3 separate regions of the Homo sapiens genome follow, and regions 1 and 2 are each linked to region 3. Evidence: chromatin loops called from intact Hi-C (ENCODE). Cell type or tissue: endothelial cell of umbilical vein. All regions are shown on one strand. Region 1 has its middle 37 kb from the start of HIVEP3. Region 2 overlaps HIVEP3 (HIVEP zinc finger 3). Region 3 overlaps HIVEP3 (HIVEP zinc finger 3).

What was found. Peaks named below come from ENCODE experiments on the same cell type or tissue, not always from the same donor. Only the 100,000 strongest peaks of a DNase experiment are listed, where the experiment ranks them.
Region 1: a loop joins it to region 3, with 7 times the contacts of the local background. A loop is called at or near these places in 6 of 110 quality-filtered maps.
Region 2: it touches region 3 in a loop (3-fold over the local background); 2 of 110 quality-filtered maps call a loop at or near these places.

The regions. Positions count from the first base shown.
Region 1 is chr1:41,954,372-41,956,871 of GRCh38, reverse strand. It overlaps a transcript of HIVEP3 not described here. Among named protein-coding and RNA genes, the nearest start is that of HIVEP3, 37 kb to the right of the region's middle. In endothelial cell of umbilical vein, no CTCF peak of the experiment used is centred here; DNase peaks (open chromatin) are centred at 1,261 and 2,021; H3K27ac peaks cover 2,173 bases.
Region 2 is chr1:41,713,105-41,715,604 of GRCh38, reverse strand. The region is part of intron 1 of HIVEP3 (HIVEP zinc finger 3); the gene reads left to right. Among named protein-coding and RNA genes, the nearest start is that of HIVEP3, 200 kb to the left of the region's middle. In endothelial cell of umbilical vein, no CTCF peak of the experiment used is centred here; DNase peaks (open chromatin) are centred at 1,524 and 1,764; H3K27ac peaks cover 1,498 bases.
Region 3 is chr1:41,900,923-41,903,422 of GRCh38, reverse strand. The region is part of intron 1 of HIVEP3 (HIVEP zinc finger 3); the gene reads left to right. Among named protein-coding and RNA genes, the nearest start is that of HIVEP3, 17 kb to the left of the region's middle. In endothelial cell of umbilical vein, no CTCF peak of the experiment used is centred here; a DNase peak (open chromatin) is centred at 1,132; H3K4me3 peaks cover 423 bases; H3K27ac peaks cover 2,415 bases.

The sequences.
Region 1 (2,500 bases), 53 kb before region 3:
TTAAATGAGCAAGATCTGAAAGTGAGAGCACCTTCCAACTCCTTCTCCTCCATGGTTCATATTGTAGCTTCAATAATTTGCTCCCAGCGCTGTTCAAAAACCATATAAGCTTATATTCAAACAAAATTAAAAATGGATTTCAAACTTCATACCTAACTTGGGCTCCTGTCTCTTTTTATTTTCATCGCTGCTTCTCCACATTGCTGAAGTGATTGCCTCTGTATTCCAGGAGGAAAGAGAGGGTAATCTTGGCCCTCTTCAAGCATCAACACAAGCATGGAAATAAGACAATAAATCCTAATACTTAGACCATGTGATATTTGGGATGAAGTTGTACTGCTGCTCCATTAGCATGGCTGATCTGAACTGGCTTTAGTTACAGAAATTCTTGGAATAGATTCCTAGGTGGAAAGTGCTTTCTGTGGCTGGTGCTCTACAGAGATCCTGACCTAGGGAGTATTGTTTTTCTTGCTTAGGATCAGCCTCCATTTCTCCTAAGAACTCACAGCACCCTGGACCGTTTCATACACGAAACAGATAATGGGCCTCAAGTTTGCATGCAGACTTTCTGTTAACTACAACAGCCCCATCTCCAGTGTGTGCTTATGTTCCTTAGTTTCTCTGCCTGTCAGGCCTCAACAGATGCAAAATATTTCTGAGTTTGGGCTAAAGAGTGAAAATCCAGTATGATGCTGTCGTTGCTTTTTCCCTTCTCCTGACTGTTATAATTTGCTATAAGAAACGTCCAAACCAAGAAGTAGTTGACATTAGACACTTGTGGTGTTAGCACCAGAGGAGGTAATGACTCCCTGGGGAATTCAGCCTTCACTGTTCTTCACCTTCCGCTGGAAGTGAGTCCCGGCTACAAGCCTAAATCATTCAGGAGTGAAAGGAGAGGTCCCAGCTCGCCTCTCTATCTTTTGACTGTAGAAGAGTTCCAGATTTTTCCTTCAATTTCCAGATCTTCCCCAGAAATAACTTAAGTCCCGGAGGCCCTTTTCTAAGCAACCTAACCCGTGAGTCATTCCTGTGCTCCCTGTCTCCCACAATGATTGTATTCCTCTGTCCATTCACAATTTTAATTATGCCTCTGCTCAATGGGCTTCCCTTCTGGTTAACTTCTCCGGGTAACTCATTAAACCTCTGAGTCACACGTTCATTATTAAAGAAAGGACAAAAATGAGAGAACAAAAAGGAACTGTGCCCCAGGAGAAACTTAGGGGTGGATTACTGTGGTTAAGTGTAGCTGAGTAGCTGGAGGCCTTAGTTGCCTCTTCTCCCCTTTCAGGATGTGCCCTGCATGGCAGGATGCATCACAGGACTTAATACGGTGAGGTCATTGTTGTGGTTGGTTTTAATATGAGGGGTTTTTTTTTGTGTGCTGTTGTAGGACACAGTTTGCAATTCTGGTGAAAGTACTTTCCTCCTATTTAACTATGCCCTCTAAACTTAGGTGGTCTCATAACAATGATGGAGCTACTAATTAAAAAGAATTCCAGTCTTCACTTGTGCCTCTGAAAGAACATAGGAGGGAACCAATTCATAACCCACAGAGACACTTCTTAATATTCCCTTTCTTTTTTCCATCACAATTTTTCTAAAACGGCTCCCACCCCACCCCTACCCAGTCTACCAAGCAATTTCTTTCCTTCCTTACCTCTTTCCCAAGATAAGTTACTTTATTTCTTTCACCCTTGGATCTCCCTGTTGTAAAATGGGTTTCATTGTAGTACCTGGCTGATATGTTGTTGTGAAGATTAACTGAGATAAAACATGTAAATACTACCAACAGAGTGCATGGAACATTGAAAATGCTCCTAACAATTAGATGTTATAATTTTCAATTCAGCCTCCCCAGCCTCAATTTTGATCTTCTCAGTGGAAACACTAGAGAAAAAAAAAAAAAACCTGGAAGCTGAGAAAATGGTTCCTAAAGAATAATAACAATGGATATCATTTACCGAGTGTGACTCACGTCCCAAGCTTGTGGAACCATTTCTGTGCATTATCTTTAATCCTGACCACAACGCTGAGAGATAGATAGATACTATTATTACCCCTATTTCACAAATGAGGAGACTCGGACTAAGAGCGATGAAGCAACCTGCCCTGGGCCACAGCCTGTAGGCAGAGGAGCTGGAGTTCAGACCCTGGCCTGACTGACTTCCAAGTTCATGGTTTAATGGCTCTGCAGAAAGCTGCAAGGCAGTGGTGCAGCCAGCATCAGAAAGGCCAGTGTTCTCTGTGTGGGTTTTGACTCACAATGGCCATGACCCCCTGCTCAGAGACATAGGGCCTTGATGACGACTGGCCTGTCCTTGCAAACAGCTGCCAGGTTGGAGCCAGACCCCGCAGGGTGGGGTGAAACCACCTGGCCTGTGCCAAGGTGAAGTCTCTGAAGGCCTCCTTGGTTTTCAATGAGAGACAGAGAGAAATGTGTTTTTTTCTGCAAAGGTTGGCATTTATTTCTTAATAATCCGTTTTTAAAAATGTATGTGGC
Region 2 (2,500 bases), 190 kb after region 3:
AAATACCAGGCCTCTTTCTAATCCTTGGCTGTCAATAAACTGCCTTGGGGATTTTGTCTTTTTGCCACCCAGTTCTTCCCATGGTTCCCATGGGTGCTGCCATCACAGCCCTGACAAACAGTTGGCTGGTGCGTGAGGACCCCCAGTCCCCATCCATCTTCCCACCCTCCCCAGGCTTGCCGTGGGTCCCCTTCAGGTCGCCTGGGCCCAGGCTGAAGACTCAGGCTGGACCTGGCATGTCTCACCAGGACACGTCAGGGAGTAGGGCAGCCCCATGCCCAGATCTGCCAAGCCGCCTCCTATCTCTGACATCCATGCTGCAGATCAATAAATCTGTCTCCTGCTCTTCTCTCCTGACCATCTGTTTTCCCTGGTGGTCCCCAGGGAGTCTGCCAGGCTGGCTGAAAGCTCCCAGGTCGGAGAGAAGAAGCTATTTGGGGGCCATCTGTTTGAGAGGTGCCTCCGGCTGGGGTTCCGCAGCTGAAGGAAGCAGCCCAGGCAGTGGGGGGCTGCCAGGAGGGGACAGCAGTTAGGGAGCTGAGAGCCTTCGTTATCTTTAGGCTCAGGGCCAGGGTGTGCCAGCTCCCCCGATGCCAGCAGACCAGTGAGATGCCAGGCCTGGCTGCACCTTGGACATGTCGCTGGGGCAGATGGTGCCGGAGGGAGTGGGGAAGACAGTCTGAACCTCAACACCTCCCCCCAGAAAACTCCTTTTAAAACACATACACACACACACCCTTAAAATTGGGTTGCCAGTGACAACCTGGCATATCATCTTCTTTTTATATTATTCTTAGCCCCTCTGTTACCATAGCAACTGAACAATGCTTTTAAATATAGCAGTTAATTTTTTCAGCTTCAGCAACAAAGTTTTGGTGCTGTCCAGAAGGCCAGTGGCTGGTTTCTCTCCCAGGGGCCAAGCCCTTCAGACTCATCTCTCCCCATGTCAGCCCCAGAGTGTGAGCTGGGGCCAGGTGTCCTGAGGCCAGCAGGGACCCTCTGTGTCCCCTGACCTGGCTACCCTCTAAAGTCAAGGTGTAGTAGAAAGAACCCGTGTTCTGGAATCAGCAAACATGGATCCAAATCCCATCCCCTCATCCCCCCTGCTGTCCTTGAAATCTTTGCTTTTCCTCTTGGAGCATTAATTTCTTTATCCAGTCATTAGAGGTGACAGTATCTGCCTCATAGATTTCAGTGAGTCTTAAATGAGCTAAAGGAGGCGAAGGTGGCATGGTACCCATGGGAAACACTCAATAAATGCATCTTTGCCTCTTTTCCTGTCTTCTTCCCGTCCTCCACTTCTTCTCCTCTTTTCTCCCTTTCCATCCCCACCTCCCTCTCTCTTTTGCCTTTTTCCCATCCCTTGCTCCCCACTGCCTTGAATTATTGATGTTAAATTCCCAGCCAGTAACATCAGAGGGTTAAAATCCATAACCAGCCTTCTTCCAGCCTCCCCTCGGATCACCCTCCCTCCCTGAGCTGGTGAGCTCATCGGAGTCATAAATCATACATCAGGGCTTGAGAACCCGGGCCCCTGTAGTCCAGCTGCTGAGCAGCCCTGGGCAGGAGGCAGTCTTCTGGAAGGGCTGGCAGGTTCTGAAGCCATGAGCAGATGAGGCACCATTATCAGGAGCTTCTCTTGGAAGGGGAGCTGACAGCCTGTGGCCCACTGACCAGCAGCATTGTTTCGGGGGGCTCTCAGCTCCCTGCCACCCTCCCACCATCATCCTGCAGCTCTCTCCAGCCCCTCCCCCAGGCTTGCTCATCACCCACTCATTTCCCTGCATTCCAGAGCTCAGCATGGCAGGTCTTAAAACAATAGAAAGCCAAGTTTCTAATGCTCAGAAGCAGTCAAAACATGGCATGGGCTGCCCAGCAGGTAGTGAGTTCCCTGTCACTGGAGAGTTCAAGTAGAGGCCGAACATCCAGGGGGCTGGATGTTGTGGGAAGAACTGTAGTACCAGGTTACAAATTTAATAGACTCTTGTCTCCACCTATGATTCCATAATGGAAACAATAATGTTAAAATCACCATATAATTTTGCAGAACCTTGGGGTATTTGGTGATTATCCTCATTTACATAAAAAGTTAACTTGCCCAGGGTCATTTAGCTGATAAAGAGGCTGACTGTGAATCCAGAGCTCTACATGCCCCATTATTCTCCAAGTTAAACTTTCGTGGCTGAAAGCTACTTGGAAGAACATTTATTGAGCAGCGACTGCATGTGACTCTCTGAGCTGAGCCCCAGGCAGGAGGCTCAGGGACTTGCAGAAGCCAGAGACTGCTCTCTGAGAGTTGGCAGTCCTATTCAGGGACAAAGAGCAGACCCAGAAAGAGAAAACAAGTGCTTTCAGGGCAGTGGGAGCTCAGAAGAGGGAGTGATGCTCTGGGCTGGGGCGCAGATCGGGGGTGGGAGGACACTGCAAGAGGGGAAGGTGTCCGTGCCTACCAAGCCTGCTGCAGGCCATAGGCTCCTGGGGGCCTTTTATTTCTTACTTT
Region 3 (2,500 bases):
CTGTTACCTTCACAGGAATCTTGTGAAGTAAAGACTCTTAGTATCTCAATTTTTCAGATGGGGAAACTGAGGCACAGAGAGTCTGGCAGCAGAAATGGGAGTGATCCTAGGCAGTTGCTGAGCCTGGCTCAACTCTTAATCATCATCCTATGTGACCTCCATAGATCTGTTTTTGCCTTGTTCTTGAATTGCTTCAGGAGCCCCATCTAGTTCCCAGCCTGAAAATCAGCTTTGAGCAAGGGAGATGCTGCTTCATTTCTAGCACAGAGTTGGATCCATAGCAGGTGTTCAGTAAATGGTAGTTGGTAGATGTATTTTATTTTATTTCAATTGATTTTATTTCTCCAGATTCTACAATATCACAGTACTGTGATAATAATAAACATGTCTCAGGAATGTAACCCAAGTTATCCAGTTTTTTATGCTTTGACTTCTAAGTATTTCTAAATACTCACCATACTCTCTTAATTGTTGTGTCACATTCACTTTTAGTAGCTGTGCTACGTTCACACCCTATAGTTGTCCAAGAAGAGCACCTCTCTGCACTGTAAGAGCCTCGATGTCTTTCTTTGAAGGATTCTTTACCGGAATAGAAACTGAAACGATTCTAAATGGTAGCTATCCCTGCACCGTCCAGGCCCTCAGAATGAAGTGGTTTGTTTGGTGTGCTCTTCCAGGGTAATCCATAAAAAACTCTATCCCAATTTAGTAGCAGACATTGCCGGCGCTCTGCTCAGATGGCGTTGGATCACTTCGGCCACTTCTGTGTGCCCATCCTGCAGCTTCTGTAGCCTCTGTTTCTAAAGCTTTGCCCCATCGCCTTCTTCAAAGGATTACCCTCTTGCCAAGAGAGTTGGAGTGGCTGGGAGTTTCTGTCCTGGCCATGACAGTCTGTAGCCAATATTAATTAGGGTGGGAATATGAAAGGTCAGCCACCTTGCCCTGGCAGTGGGGGGTGGGGGTGTACAAACTTGCAGGAGGTTCGGTTTACATTCCAGGACCCTCCCTGGGGTCAGGCTGAGGCTGGGATGTGGCCTGAGGTCATGCTTGGCTTGGCCTCTCCCCTTTCTGTCCTGCTTCTCCACTCTCCTACCGACCACTCTGGGGACATTTCTTCAATGAATCACTCATCTAGGAATCCTTATCTCAGGATTTCCTTTGGGGGAACATGACCTAAGTGAAAGCAATGTGGGCCGGATGTCTTTCAGACCAGAAAATGCCTCAAATTCCCTTTTAAGCATTCCTTTTAGTGTCCAGGATTCTGCCCTAAGCCTCCACTTAAACTGGGGGTCCCACTTCCCAGGGACAGTAACCCACCCCTCCTCCTCACCACTGGCTCATTCTTGTGGGTAGTTTCTGGGCTTTGCAGCTCTCCCCCTCCTCACTTCTTAGCCAGACTTTACTCTGCTTCTGTTTCATTCATTCAATACCCAACAGGTATTGAATCCCTGTTCTGTGTCAAGCATCCTCCTAGGTGCTGGGGTACAGCTGTGAATAGAGCAGACAAGGAGCTCGCCCTAACAGACCTTAAGGGAAGAAGGCAATTCACAAGTAAACAAAGAAGCAAGACAGCACACATTAAGATAATGGCTGTGAAGGAAATAGGCTAAGTGAGTGGGGCTAAGCAAGTGGGGTGTGAGTGAGGCAGCCTCCTGGGCTGTGTGCATGGTGTCACCTCCCTCCTCCGCTTCAGCCCTTGCATGCCCAGCCACACCTGCTCCTGAAAAGAGCACCTCTGACCTGCGTCTTAATAAATGCCAGTGACATTGTCCTAACTTTGTCTTTCTTGCCCTCTGAGTGGCATTTTGTGAAGTTTAAAACTCTGCATCTTGTTTTCTTCCCTGGGCTTCTGAGGCACCAGCCTCTCCTGGTTTTCTCTCTGCTTTTCAGGCTTCTCCTGCATAGCCTTCTCTGCTGCCTCCACCACCCCTCTGCTTGGCTATTGAGGATCGCAGCTCCCTAGACTCTGTCTGAGGATTTCTCTTCTTACAATGTAGTCTTCCCCTAGGTGAAGGTGTCACGTCCCCTGGTGTTAGTTTCCATGCATCTCATCTGGACCCCTCTTTGGAAGAACTGATTGTAAATGCAGCCCCCTTCTTAGCATCTCCACTTAGATGACTCAACACACGCATAACTCGGCTCAGCACCTTCCCACATGCATGACCAACCCACACCCCAGCCCCTTCCTCAGCCTGTGAGTCTCTCCTCTTCAGATGCACCCTGTCTTAGGAAGGGGCACCACTGTCCCCCAAGCTGCTTGGGCCAGAAGCCGGACTTCACCCTCTCCTCTCCACCACCTGTTACACTTAAGCTGTCACCAAGTCCTGTGCATTCCTCCTCCTAAGGACGAGTGCATGAATCCATCCACTTATCCATCCTGACGTCCACTCCCTCTCCAGGCCACCATTGCTTGACTGCTGCAGGAGATTCCTCACCGGTCCCCCACATCCTGCCTTGACCCTTCCAGAATGTTTGCATGGGCCCTAATCATGTCTGTAAT